Regions from separate parts of the Homo sapiens genome. Here region 1 is linked to region 2. A link is a contact called in ENCODE Hi-C data. All regions are on one chromosome and are shown on one strand. Each heading gives the region's core, a stretch centred on a gene start or an enhancer-like site at or near the end of the contact. The rest is flanking DNA. Distances are from core to core; before and after follow the strand shown. Region 1 overlaps ARHGEF19 (Rho guanine nucleotide exchange factor 19). Region 2 overlaps SPEN (spen family transcriptional repressor).

Region 1 (7,322 bases), core at 2,026-4,525, 320 kb before region 2:
CTGGGGCACCTCTTTGAACTTCGAGAAGGCCCCTGCCTGATCTGGGTGGTGGCCCGCCTGCCAGTCCATGACCCTCCCAGCCAACTTGGCATGGGTGTGGGCACCACTCAGCACTGAAGGCCGCAACTCTGGGCAAGGGTCGGGGAGATGGGGGGAGAAACATCAGAGCAAGGACCTGTGGGCTGGTGTGTGTCTGTGTGCATGTGAAGGGAACAGGAGGGTGAGAAATCTTGGGTGCCTGTGTAAATATCGGACGGGTCAGCGTGTTTGTGAGGAGTTGTCTGTGAATGTATGCGGTTGTGTAAAAATGTGTGTGTCTGTGACTGTGTGAGCCTGAGTTTGAAATGTCTGTATCTATGAAAGTGTACATGTCATTCTATACTTGGGAGAAAATGTAGTGTGGATGTATATGTTGGGAAATGGATTTGTGTGACAATGTATGTATTTGCATGTCTGGTGACATGTCAGTGTGTTTTAGAGAAGTACAAGGTGGTTAAAATCATCGATTTCAAAGCTAGAACGGCCAGGTTAGAATCCTGGCTCCACCATTTACCAAATAACCTCTCTGTGCCTCAGTTTCCTCACCTATAAAATGGGGATAATAAGAGCATCAACTCACAGCGTTGTTGTGAGGATTAAATGAGATAGTATGTGTAAAGTACTTGGCCTATCATTCAGGCAATGCCAAGCAAGTATCAGCTATTTCTATATAATTAGACATGTGAGTGTGTTTGTGGAGATGTGTGTACACAAGTGTACACAGGGGTTTGTCCAGGCCTCCAGGGGTGGTGGCTTACTGGCCAGCCCCACTGTCCTCTGTCTAGGTCTGATATCTTCTCTTCTGCAGGGCCAGGTGGGTGGCAGAGCAAAAGAGGAATGGACTGTGGGCCACCTGCTACCCTCCAGCCCCACCTGACTGGGCCACCTGGCACTGCCCACCACCCTGTAGCAGTGTGCCAGCAGGAGAGTCTGTCCTTTGCAGAGCTGCCCGCCCTGAAGCCCCCGAGCCCAGTGTGTCTGGACCTTTTCCCTGTTGCCCCAGAGGAGCTTCGGGCTCCTGGCAGCCGCTGGTCCCTGGGGACCCCTGCCCCTCTCCAAGGGTTGCTATGGCCATTATCCCCAGGAGGCTCAGATACAGAGATCACCAGCGGGGGGATGCGGCCCAGCAGGGCTGGCAGCTGGCCACACTGTCCTGGTGCCCAGCCCCCAGCTCTGGAGGGACCCTGGAGTCCCCGACACACACAGCCACAGCGCCGGGCCAGCCACGGCTCGGAGAAGAAGTCTGCCTGTGAGTCACCCTGGGGAAGGCGGGTGTGGGTGCCATGGCAGGGGGATAGGGGAGGGGCTGGGCAGCTCCTTAACCTTTATGTCCCAAGGTTCCCCCAAAAGTCAGGACAAGTGGTAGATTAGTGATAAGGAAACTAGTGGGGCTCAGGGAAGGCAAGTGACTTGTCCAAGGTTATGCAGTGAGTGAGTCACCATTCTGGGCAGCCTGATCCCTCTGTCTACTGCAGCCAGGCCCTGTGCTCTCCTTACCCCTCTCGTGGACCCCAGGGCTCTGGGGACCAGATGCTAGCAGAAACACAGGCCCTTCCCTTGGGCATGGTGCCTGAACCTCCCCAGGTGCTCAGGGCCAGGGGCAGCAGCAGGGAGGAGGTTGGGGGAGACCCCAGCCCGTGCTCTCACTCCTTGCCCCCAACCCTAGGGCGCAAGATGCGGGTGTACCAGCGTGAAGAGGTCCCCGGCTGCCCCGAGGCCCACGCTGTCTTCCTAGAGCCTGGCCAGGTAGTGCAAGAGCAGGCCCTGAGCACAGAGGAGCCCAGGGTGGAGTTGTCTGGGTCCACCCGAGTGAGCCTCGAAGGTCCTGAGCGGAGGCGCTTCTCGGCATCGGAGCTGATGACCCGGCTGCACTCTTCTCTGCGCCTGGGGCGGAATTCAGCAGCCCGGGCACTCATCTCTGGGTCAGGCACCGGAGCAGCCCGGGAAGGTACCAGCTCCTCCCATGGGCCCTGAGGGCAGCCAGATGCCGGGTGGGGGTGGGGGTGGGCGATGCCCACTCACCGGCCGCCTGAGGCCGTCAGGGTGCCTGGGCCGGGGCCCAGGCCCCAGGCCCACTCTCTGGACCCCCCACCCTCAGTTCTCGCCCTCTCCAGGGAAAGCATCTGGAATGGAGGCTCGAAGTGTAGAGATGAGCGGGGACCGGGTGTCGCGGCCAGCCCCTGGTGACTCACGAGAGGGCGATTGGTCCGAGCCCAGGTACCACCTCCCGTTTGGGCTTGGGTCCGAGACAGGGTGCAGGCGAACTAGGGCCGTGACGCTCTCTCTTTCCTAGGCTAGACACACAGGAAGAGCCGCCTTTGGGGTCCAGGAGCACCAACGAGCGGCGCCAGTCTCGATTCCTCCTTAACTGTACGTGGGAGGGGGGTCCCTGGGAGGAGGTAACGGAGGAAGGGGCTGCGGTGTGGAAACGGGGAAAAGAGGGTTTGGAGAGTTGAGAGGTAGGGATCGAGTGAGAAACGGAGAATGGAACTGTCGGTATCTAGCACTCAGTAGGTGCTCAATTTGTTTATGGAATGAATGAATGAATGAATGAATTCACTGTGTCCAGATATCCGAACCGCGGCAAAGGTTAAGTGACGCGGGCTCTTGAGGGAACCGAGGAAAAGCCGGGCAGGGGCTGGCGGGCGCCCCACGCTCTCCCCCGCCCGTCTTTCCCCCAGCCGTCCTCTATCAGGAATACAGCGACGTGGCCAGCGCCCGCGAACTGCGGCGGCAGCAGCGCGAGGAGGAGGGCCCGGGGGACGAGGCCGAGGGCGCAGAGGAGGGGCCGGGGCCGCCGCGGGCCAACCTCTCCCCCAGCAGCTCCTTCCGGGCGCAGCGCTCGGCGCGAGGCTCCACCTTCTCGCTGTGGCAGGATATCCCCGACGTACGCGGCAGCGGCGTCCTGGCCACGCTGAGCCTGCGGGACTGCAAGCTGCAGGAGGTGGGCGCGCGCGGGGACCCGGCGGGGCGGGGGCGGGCCGGGGAGTACGCGGTCCGGGGACTTAGCGGGAACCGGGCCATAGAGGGAGGGGGACACACAAAGGGGGTTGCTGGCGCGACTGTCCGCGCGGAAGGTTGGCTCTAGGACCTGACTACACGAGGCCGTCTGGAAGCGAGGACAGCAAGCCGCTGAGCGAGAGGCGAGGGGAGCCGGGCTTGGGTGCGGGTAGGGGGCGGAGCCAGCGGGACGAAACCTAGGATAGGACAGGGCCGGATGAGGAGCGGAACCATTGGAAGAGCAAACGCCTGGTGGGCGCGGAACAAGGCGGGGCCAGGATCAGGGGCGGGACCTGGGGGGTGGGCGGGGCTCTGGGAAGAACGCGTCGGGGCGGGGCTTAGGAGAGGGGCGGGATCGAGGACAGGAAAGGCTTGCACAATTTCCCGCGGCGGGACGTGGGTCGCCGGGCCCGCCCGGCGCCAGATTAGGAGTGGGGCTAGAGAAGGGGCGAGGACGCGAGGTGTGGCGTCCTGGGGTCTGGGGATGTGAGGCCAGGGCCTCCGAGGTGAACTGGTCCTGCCCTTTCGACCCCGTGTGTGCCCTCCCTCAGGCCAAGTTTGAGCTGATCACCTCCGAGGCCTCCTACATCCACAGCCTGTCGGTGGCTGTGGGCCACTTCTTAGGCTCTGCCGAGCTGAGCGAGTGTCTGGGGGCGCAGGACAAGCAGTGGCTGTTTTCCAAACTGCCCGAGGTCAAGAGCACCAGCGAGAGGTGAAGAAGTGGTCTGGCCTGGCCCGGGGTGGGGACGGAGCCAGTGGTTGGCCAGCTCCCAGATCTGGGGTCTCCATCCTGGCTCTGACTCCTCAGGTTCCTGCAGGACCTGGAGCAGCGGCTGGAGGCAGATGTGCTGCGCTTCAGCGTGTGCGACGTGGTGCTGGACCACTGCCCGGCCTTCCGCAGAGTCTACCTGCCCTATGTCACCAACCAGGCCTACCAGGAGCGCACCTACCAGCGCCTGCTGTAGGGCTGGGGGCTCTGAAAGGGGCGGGGGCGTGGAGGGAGTCTCAGGCAGGTGTAGGCACTGAGGGCTGGGTGACGTAAGGTGACTCTGGGAGGGGAGGGGTCCCTGAAAAGGTCTCTGTGACCAGGATAAGGTGAGATGCAACCCCAAAGGGCAGTAAGGATGTGCTGAGAAGCCCCCTGAGGACCCCGTGGATGGCCAGGGTTGTGGATCCCAGGAATTCAGGCCTACCTGTGATTCCAGAGTCCTCCCCATTTTCCAGCCTGGAGAACCCCAGGTTCCCTGGCATCCTGGCTCGCCTGGAGGAGTCTCCTGTGTGCCAGCGTCTGCCCCTTACCTCCTTCCTTATCCTGCCCTTCCAGAGGATCACCCGCCTCAAGATGTTGGTGGAGGTACCTCGAGGGGACAGGCCACAGTGAGGGCTGGGCGAGGGAGATACACCTGTGGGCGGGCCGGGTCTCGGGAGTATGAGGACTGCCTCATTGTGCTGATCCCACCTTCCAGAACATCCTGAAGCGGACAGCACAGGGCTCTGAAGACGAAGACATGGCCACCAAGGCCTTCAATGCGCTCAAGGAGGTGAGCTGGGCAGGGCAGGGGCTGCTTGGCTCCTGAGGCCCCCCCTGGACCCCCAGCACGTCTCTAAAACAGCCCCCAGCTGTCAGAGTCTCCGGTCCCCAGGCAAGAGTCTGAGGCTGGGCTCTGGGAGCCGGAGCTGAGGGGCTGCAGGTGACCTCCCCACGGCTCCCCCAGCTGGTGCAGGAGTGCAATGCTAGTGTACAGTCCATGAAGAGGACAGAGGAACTCATCCACCTGAGCAAGAAGATCCACTTTGAGGGCAAGGTGTGTGTCTGCAGCCAGCGGGATGGGGACCCCAAGGGGCAGCTCTTGTTTCTTCCTTGCCCTGGGGGCTTCAGGCCAGTTAATCGCTGCCCACACCCTCCCATCTACCATCTTGTGCTCTCTGCCTGGTGCCCCTGGGCCTGACCCATCCTTCTCCATCCCTCTAGATTTTCCCGCTGATCTCTCAGGCCCGCTGGCTGGTTCGGCATGGAGAGTTGGTAGAGCTGGCACCACTGCCTGCAGCACCCCCTGCCAAGCTGAAGCTGTCCAGCAAGGCAGTCTACCTCCACCTCTTCAATGACTGCTTGCTGCTCTCTCGGCGGAAGGAGTGAGTCGGGGCAGTCAGGGGTGGGTAGGTAAAGTGGAGCCAGGCTCTCTTCCTCCCCACCACTGGGCTTATGACCAGTCCATCCCTGGGCCTGGGAGTCCCTGCCTGTGCCAGGGTATGCTGCCAGGGCACCCTGAGATTTGGAGGCTCCTGAAGCAAAGGCAGAGATGTGAGACAAGTCCATGTTCCAGAAGGGAGAATCAAGGGCTAGACTGTATGCCGAGGACTTGGAGATGCTGTGAGCTTCAGCCAGTAAGAGCAGAGACTAAGAGCATAGCCCTAGAGTCCCAACTCTGCCCTGAGTCACAGCTATGCCAGAAGCCAACATTTACTCAGTACCTACTCTGTGCAAGGCATGCTACGTGGATTATTCCCTTTAATCCTCCAAATACCTCCCTGGGAAATAGGCTTCTCTGTTACTCTCAGATCATGGAGCTAGTAGGTGGGGGAGCCAGGAGGATGCCAGCTCTGTCTGATGGCAGCACCATGCCTGACTCACAGTGAACACTTGTTCAGTATTAGCTGGGATTGTTAGGAAGAGTGAGGTAGAAGACTACCTGGATAAGGTGAATGGGATAAAGGATGGACATGTGGGCTGGGCACGGTGGCTCACACCTGTAATCCCAGCACTTTGGGAGGCCAAGGTAGGAGGATCACTTGAGTCTAGGAGTTCAAGACTAGCCTGGGCAACATAGTGAGACCCCATCTCTTAAAACAAAAAAGGATGGACATGTTATGCTATAAGAAGAATTCATTCCTGATTTGTTTGTTCATTTAGTAAACAGTCACTGAATCTCTGTTCTGTAGCAGGCCAGTGCTAGGGACATAAATATGAATGAGACTTGTTTTCTGCTCACAGAAGCTCTCAGACAGTGAAAATACATTCTGACAACCATATCATCAGGGTTTTGATATAAGGGTGTACTGCGGTATTTCCTGGTGTGGAGTGAGAATCAATAAAGCTTCATAGAGGACAGGACATTTGAGCTGGGTTTTGAAGGATGAGTAGGAGTTTTCCAGGTAGACAGGTAGTTTGAGTGCAGGAGTACAGCAGAGTCATGGTAGGGTAGAAGAGCGGAATGTGTGTTTGGGAATCATGAAGCCTAATGTGGCTGGATTTGTAAAGGAGAAAGGCAGCAGAGGGAAGTTGGGATGTTGAAGGTCATGATAGAGAGGTTGGACTTTTTCTGAGGCAGCAGGGAGCGTGGAGAGTTAAGCAGAGGGATGATATTTTGCTCCTGGCCAATTTGGAGGATGAACTGGAAGGGGAGAGGCCAGAGGGTCTTGCAGTTGCTCAGGAGAGGGTAGATGCTCCAGAAGTGGCAGGGTACTTCAGGATAAGTGGATTCAAGGGACAATAAGGAGGAAAGACAGGACATAGCTACCAGATGGGTGTAGGGGGGATGGAAAGGGAAGAGGTGAGCATGACGTCTGAGTTTCCTCTTGGGCAAACTGGTGGGGTCTTTCACTGGAATGGAGAACAGTAAAGGGGATCTGGCTTGGAGTGGGAGAAGCTGAGTTTTTTCTGATGCCGAGTTTTGTTGAATGAGTTGACGTCTGTGGAACACCCTCCACCCATCCTGCCTACAAGTACTTACTGAGCCCAAATTGTGGGTCAGGCAGTATCATCAGACACTGAGATACAGTGGCAAAGAGACGAGGCTCAGCCTTCGTGGGGCTTATATACTGGAAGAGAGTTAGACACTCCTCAGGGGAGCTGTCCAGTTGGCTCTTTGGAACAGACGCTTGGCAGAGAGGTTCAGAGAGAGGTCATGAATCGCTTGAACCTGGAAGGCGGAGGTTGTGGTGAGCCGAGATCATGCCACTGCACTCCAGCCTGGGAGACAGAGCGAGACTCTGTCTTAAAACAAAACAAAACAAAAAGCCAAAAAACTAACAAATAAAAAAACAAAAAAAAGAGAGAGAGAAAGGTCAAAAGTGTGCTTGGGGCTCAGGGACTGGTCTCCATCACCTCCAGCCTCCACCAGCAAGCCAGCGGGGAAGGAGCTCTTGGTTCCTTGTGGGGACTAGCAGTGCCCTATCCAGAAGCAGGACCCTGTGAGAACGCTGGCAGGGCAGGCAACCCCTTCTCCCCACTTCCAGTCAGAACCCACCTGATCCCGAGGGTGGGTGCCTAGAGCCAGGGCCCA
Region 2 (6,760 bases), core at 4,203-6,702:
TTAATGGTTTTTATATTAGCCCAGGTACAGCGGCTCATGCATGTAATCCCAGTGCTTTGGGAGTCCAAGGCAGGAGGATCACTTGAGGTCATGAGACCTAGACCAGCCTGGGCAACATAGCGAGACCCTATCGCTTAAAAACAAAAAACAAAAAACAAGGCCGGGCGCGGTGGCTCAAGCCTGTAATCCCAGCACTTTGGGAGGCTGAGGTGGGCAGATCACGAGGTCAGGAGATCAAGACCATCCTGGCTAACATGGTGAAACCCCATCTCTACCAAAAATACAAAAATTAGCCGGGCGTGGTGGCGGGTGCCTGTAGTCCCAGCTACTCGGGAGGCTGAGGCAGGAGAATGGCGTGAACCCAGGAGGCGGACCTTGCACTGAGCCGAGATGGTGCCATTACACTCCAGCCTGGGCGACAGAGCCAGACTCCATCTCAAAAAAAAAAAAAAAAATTTAGCTAAGTGTGGTGGCATGTCTATAGTCTCGGCTACTTAGGAGGCTGAGGTGAGGGGATCCCTTGAGCCCAGGAGTTCAAGGTTGCAGTGAGCCATGATTGCACCACCACTCCAGCCAGGGTGACAGAGCAAGACTGCCTCTAAAAAAAAATTTTTTTCATAGCAATTATTTCCAAATGTGCTAAACCTCTAAGTGTTAGCTCCTGTAAACGGAATTTCTTTGTTAAAACCCACACACATATATTTCTGGGCTACGCTTAAGCATTACAAAGGCCTACCATTTTCTCCTGAAGGATGATATGCTGGTTTATTAGGGAGGTTTTTGTTTCTAGCTAGGATATCCAGTACTGCAGCCACTAGTCACATGTGGCTATTGAGCACTTGAAATGTGGCTATTCAGTGCACCAGTACTGATCAATGCTATAACACGGATGAACTGCAAAAACATATTAAGTGAAAGAAACCAGTCACAAAAGACCGCAATATGGTATGATTTTCCTTCTATTAAATGGCCAGAATAGGCTATAGAGATAGATTAGCAGTTGCCTTGGGCTGGGGGAGAAAAAGAATGGAGAGCAACTGCTAACGGGTATGAGGTTTCTTTTCGGGGTCATGAAAATGCACTAGTTTCATTATGGTGATGGTTGCAAAATGCTGTAAATGTATTAAAAAGCATTAACTGTCCACTTAAATGGGTGAATTTTACAGTGGAAGTTGCAGTGAGCAGAGATTGCACTCCAGCCTGGGAAGCAGAGCAAGACCCAGTCTTAAAAAAAAAAAAAAAAAAAAAACCTGAGTCAAAATCTAAAAATATCAACCAGGCCGGGCACGGTGGCTCATGCCTATAATCCCAGCACTTTGGGAGGTCGGGGTGGGCGGATCATAAGGTCAAGAGTTCGAGACCAGCCTGGCCAACATGGTGAAACTCAGTCTCTACTAAGAATACAAAAATTAGCTGGGTGTGGTGGTGCGTGCCTGTAATCCCAGCTACTCGGGAGGCTGAGGCAGGAAAATCGCTTGAACCCGGGAGGCAGAGGTTGCAGTGAGCCTAGATCACATGAAAAATAAAAATAAAAATGTCAACCTGATGTTATTGAACTGTATATAATGTGTTCCCACCTATTTGTAAGAAAATGTTTTACTGCCCTCATCTTAGCATATATTTCTAATCTACATCTCTCTTCCATACCAAATGAAAGTTTTTAGAGGATGAGTGAAATTCTTAGAAACGAACTCTGCAAAGACATTTTTAAAGCTATTTCACTTACTGTTTTGTCTACCTGGACATAGGAAGTTTATTTATAGTACAAAGTGGATTTGGAAAGATGTTCTATAGGCCGGGTGCGGTGGCTCATGCCTGTAATCCCAGCACTTTGGGAGGCCGAGGCGGGTGGATCACCTGAGGTTGGGAGTTCGAGACCAGCCTGGCCAGCATGGTGAAACCCCAACTCTACTGAAAAATACAGAAATTAGCTGGGCATGGTGGCAGGCACGTGTAATCCCAGCTACTTGGGAAACTGAGGCAGAAGAATCACTTGAACCCGGGAGATGGAGATTGTAGTGAGCCAAGATGGCGCCATTGCTCTTCAGCCTGGGCAACAGAGTGAGACTCCATCTCAAATAATGGGGAAAAAAAAAAGGTGTTCTATAGAGATATCATAATTTCTAGCACCAGTAAACTCCAGTAGCATATAACTTAATGAATAACTAATAAGTAAGTAAATGACCAGAGAGTGCTCTTTCCATTTTCTCACACAGGAATGGACAGCAAGACTACCCTTTGAAGCCAATTCAGTTTGTACTCTAAGACACAGATTGATAGAGGGGTGCTTGTATAAAGAATAAAACCTCAGCTAATTCTGAACTCCAGGAAATGCTAATGTTGGCCAGGCACGGTGGCTCATGCCTGTAATCCCAGCACTTTGGGAGGTTGAGGTGGGCAGATCACTGGAGGTCAGGAGTTTGACACCGGTCTGACCAACATGGTGAAACCCCATCTCTACTAAAAATACTAAAATTAGTTGGGCGTGGTGGCACATGCCTGCAATCCCAGCTACTCAGGAGGCTGAGGCAGGAGAACTGCTTGAACCTGGGAGGCGGAGGTTGCAGCAAGGCGAAATCAAGCCATTGCACTCCAGCCTGCGTGATAAAAGCAAAAAACCCCGTCTCAAAAAAAAAAAAAAAAGAAAAGAAAAGAAAGAAAGAAAATGCTAATGTTTATTTTAAAATGAGAATTCCTACATTTTCCTTAATTTCTGGACACGCATGATTCCTTGTTTGGGGCAAGGTAAATTTGTGCCTTGGCTTCTAAGAATGACCATAGAGAACTTCCAAGTACAAACACCCCAAAAGAGATATAAGGAAAGAACAAGATCACCTAAACTGCAATGAGTAAAGTTTTACCATAAGTAAAAATGATTGGCCGGGCGCAGTGGTTCATGCCTGTAATCCCAGCACTTTGGGAGGCCGAGGCAGGTGGATCACCTAAGGTCAGGAGTTCAAGACCAGCCAACCAACATGGCAAAACCCTGTCTCTACTAAAAATACAAAATTAGCTGGGCATGGTGGCGCATGTCTGTAATCCAGCTATTCCGAAGACTGAGGCAGGAGAATCACTTGAACCCAGAAGGTGGAGGTCGCGGTGAGCCGAGATCGCGCCATTGTACTCCAGCCTGGGCAGCAAGAGCAAAACACTGTCTCAAAAAAAAAAAGAGTTTACATACTTTGGCTGGGTGTGGTAGCTCATGCCTATAATCCCAGCACTTTGGGAGGCAAAGCTGGGCGGATCACCTGAGGTCAGGAGTTCGAGACCAGCCTGACCAATATGGCGAAACCCTGTCTCTACTAAAAATACAAAAATTAGCCAGGCGTGGTGACGTGTGCCTGTAATCCCAGCTACTAGGGAGGCTAAGGCAGGAGAACCACTTGAACCTGGGAGGTGGAGGCTGCAGTGAACCGAGATCATGCTACTGCACTTCCGCCTGGGCAACAGAGCAAGACTCTTGCCTCAAAAAAAATAATAAAATTAAAAAAAAAAAAGAGTTTACATAGTTTGCTTCCAAGTCAAACAAATACAATTTGACATGGCAGTTTTTATTTTTAAATTTGTTGTTTTCAGGAGGCTGAGACAAGAGAATCGCTTGAACCCAGGAGGTGGAGGTTGCAGTGAGCTGAGACAGCACCACTGCACTCCAGCCTGGGTGACAGAGTGAGACCCCGTCTCAAAAAAAAAGACAAATAAATAAAATAAAATAAAATTTGTTATTTAAAACTTTAATCTGCGTAATTACTTGTTATTATTTTTAATTTTGGGGTTTTTATTGAGACGGAGTGTCCCTCGGTCACCCAAGCTGGAGTGCAGTGGTGCAATCTTGGCTCACTGCAACCTCTGCCTCCAGGGCTCAAGCGATTCTCCTGCCTCCGCCTCCCGAGCAGCTGGGATTATAGGCGTCCACCATACCACCATGCCCAGTTAATTTTTGTATTTTTTTCGTAGAGACTGGTTTCACCATGTTGGCCAGGTTGGTCTCGAACTCCTGACCTCAAGTGATCCACCCGCCTCAGCCTCCCAAACTGCTGGGATTACAGGTGTGAGCCACCGTACCTGAAGGACTTGTTTTTTTTTTTTTAAGAGATGAGGTCTTGCTATGTCTCAAACACCAGGCCTCCCACATCAACTTCCAGAGAAGCTACAGGAACATACCATCAGACCAGGCTTGACTTTCTGATTTTTAGCAACATTAAAAATTTTTTTCGGCCAGGCACAGTGGCTCACGCCTGTAATCCCAGCACTTTGGGAGGCTGAGGCAGGCAGATCATGAGGTCAGGAGATCAAGACCAGAAGATCGAGACCATCCTGGCTAACATGGTGAAACCCAGTCTCTACTAAAAATACAAAAAATTAGCTGGGCGTGGTGGCGGGCGCTTGTGGTCCCAAGCTACTCGGGAGACTGAGGCAGGACAATGGCGTGAACCCGGGAGGCGGAGCTTGCAGTGAGCTGAGATCGTGCCACTGCACTCCAGCCTGGGTGACAGAGCAAGACTCCGTCTCAAAAAAAAAAAAAAAAAAAAAATTCAGGCCAGGCACAGCTCACACCTGTAATCCCAGCACTTTGGGAGGCAAAGGCAAGCGGATAGCTTGAGCCTAGGAGTTCAAGACCAGCCTGGACAACACAGTGAGACTCCATCTCTACAAAAAATACAAAAATTAGCCCAGCGTGGTGGTGTGTGGCTGTAATCCCAGCTACTTGGGAGGCTCAGGTGCAATGATAGCTTGAGCCCAGGAAGTCAAGGCTGCAAATGTGCAAATTACCACTGCACTCCAGCCTGGGCGACAGAGCAAGAACCTATCTCAAAAATCAACCAATCAATCATCCAGAGTAAATTAAAACCCACAAGACATCATGTCATGTCACAACTTTGCCACCAAAACCTATTTTAATTCCTTCCACCTAAGAAACCAAAATAAAAAACCTCAGTACAACCTAATTGGTAAGAATGAGAAGGGGTGAGAGGGACAGTTCTTTATTTCAAATGGACTAACCTAACTAAAAGCAACGCTCCTGGGGACTTTGGTAATAAACTCCTTGTCACCAAATGCTGACCATGTTGTGATGTGGCCAAGCACTGGCAGTGCAGAAGCAGTTTTACAGAAGCCGTAGCTTCTAAAAGGTAGAAGACTAAAAGTTACCATTAAAGCAAGGGTTAATAACAGAAAGATGTATTAAAAATAGAGTTTGTACCAGCTTGCAGTCGGGCGTTCACCCTGGCTAGATCTGAAATCCTCCTCTCCAGGAACACTAAGGCACAGCCGTCCTGCCCCTCCCACCGCCTGGCCCAGTCACCACGCAGCAGCCGGGTCCCTGCGCCCCGCCCCTGGACTGAGGGCTGTGGAGAAACTCTGGCAAAACAAGGAAGCCTCCGGGAGGTGGCAAGCAGCCAACTCAAACTGGATGGTTCCAGTTTAGGCTGGTTCGAGTCACAAACAACAGTTCCTATTTTCCCCCACAATATTCAGACGCAGGGGCTGCCCAGATGAGCGCTTCTCATCTGCTTCCAGAGCTAAGGCTACCTGGTTCTCATTCCTCTGCAGTCGAGCATCCTAACTAAAAGCAAGGTTCCCACTTCAGCAATATGGGTCAGCCCAGTACTTGTTTCCAAAATGGAATGCCTATTCTGTACAAGACCCTGCAGCTGACAACACCTACACATCTAAAACAAAAACAAAAAAACAAAACTTTACTAAAATGCTGTATTTGACCAAAAAAGGAAATCCAGAAAGGAAACAGACCTATTTACAGGTATCCATTATGAGAGCTATGCCTACCAGAACAATTAAGTAAGTACTCTTCCATTTCCATATTTAGCACAAAAAAGGCTTGGTTGGCTAATATGACCCCCTAAAACAGAAGGTTGTGTGTTGCTTATTGCACAATAACAAACGATGCAAGCAATACAGGAGCCAAAAAAAATAATGTGTTTCCAAACTGTGGGCTCTTCAGTGACCTCTGCAGTTTGTCTGCCACTGATGGGAAAAAAAGGGTTTTTTTGGTGTATTTCTTGTCCAAAGCACACACTGCTGAACATTTATTCCATGCTGCTAAACAGTACCAAAATAGCATTAAGCAGGGAACAAGCAAATGCTTATTCTTTTGTAAAGTATTTAAGAGAGCCGCTCAAAATGAGGCACGACCTAATGTTTCTCAAGTATTACAGACACTAATATGCCTGCTGTTCTTTTTCTTCCCTAACCCTTCCAAGTAGGTAACTTTTTAAAGAATTTAGATACACATATTTTAAGGAAAGAGCATACTTAATCATACACAGTCAATAAAACCATTAATTGGCTCTTACAGGAGTCCATCACAAAGAATAATTATAAACGTCAAGATAGAAACTCCACGTACACTTCCTCTTGTATGCTTAAAAAGAAACTTCATGTAACAGTTGGAAAGGTCCAAAGCAATGAATATGTTTTAATCATAACACTAATTTTCAGCAAGAAATTCTCCCTTTTGAAACCTCTAGACGATCTAAAAAAGTAATAACGAAGCAGAACAAACTAATTAAAATCAAAGAATGGGCTGGGCGTGGTGGCTCATGCCTGGGCAACAGAGCGAGACTCCATCTCAAAAAAAAAATAAAGAATCACAAAGCTACAAAACAAAATTATATCTACCACTGAATCCAGAAATTATTTGCCTATTCATTATTATAGGTAACTTTGGATAATAAATCAGACAAATTTGTTTCTATGATCATCACCGAAAAATGATCACTAATTATTAATTTGTTTAATACTT

Evidence for each region. Hi-C counts contacts between places; a loop is a spot of excess contacts on that map. Pooled maps may share reads with other maps.
Region 1: a loop to region 2 is called in a pooled map, with 2.8 times the contacts of the local background. The contact joins two enhancer-like sites. A Hi-C loop is called at or near these places in 2 of 50 pooled maps.

The regions. Positions count from the first base shown.
Region 1 is chr1:16,202,609-16,209,930 of GRCh38, reverse strand. It overlaps ARHGEF19 (Rho guanine nucleotide exchange factor 19), which reads left to right. Exons shown (of 16, transcript NM_153213.5): 2 at 848-1,288; 3 at 1,706-1,987; 4 at 2,154-2,256; 5 at 2,333-2,409; 6 at 2,721-2,983; 7 at 3,591-3,751; 8 at 3,848-4,000; 9 at 4,264-4,393; 10 at 4,506-4,580; 11 at 4,755-4,844; 12 at 5,012-5,172. The coding sequence starts at 877. Among named protein-coding and RNA genes, the nearest start is that of ARHGEF19, 6.4 kb to the left of the region's middle. RefSeq lists enhancers at 693-1,665, 1,666-2,639 and silencers at 2,686-3,135, 3,336-3,405. Within about 2 kb of position 3,275, at least 39 of the 41 ENCODE cell types and tissues checked have a DNase peak (open chromatin) inside an H3K27ac peak, as active enhancers do.
Region 2 is chr1:15,885,048-15,891,807 of GRCh38, reverse strand. The region is part of intron 3 of SPEN (spen family transcriptional repressor); the gene reads right to left. Among named protein-coding and RNA genes, the nearest start is that of SPEN-AS1, 40 kb to the right of the region's middle. Within about 2 kb of position 5,452, at least 38 of the 41 ENCODE cell types and tissues checked have a DNase peak (open chromatin) inside an H3K27ac peak, as active enhancers do.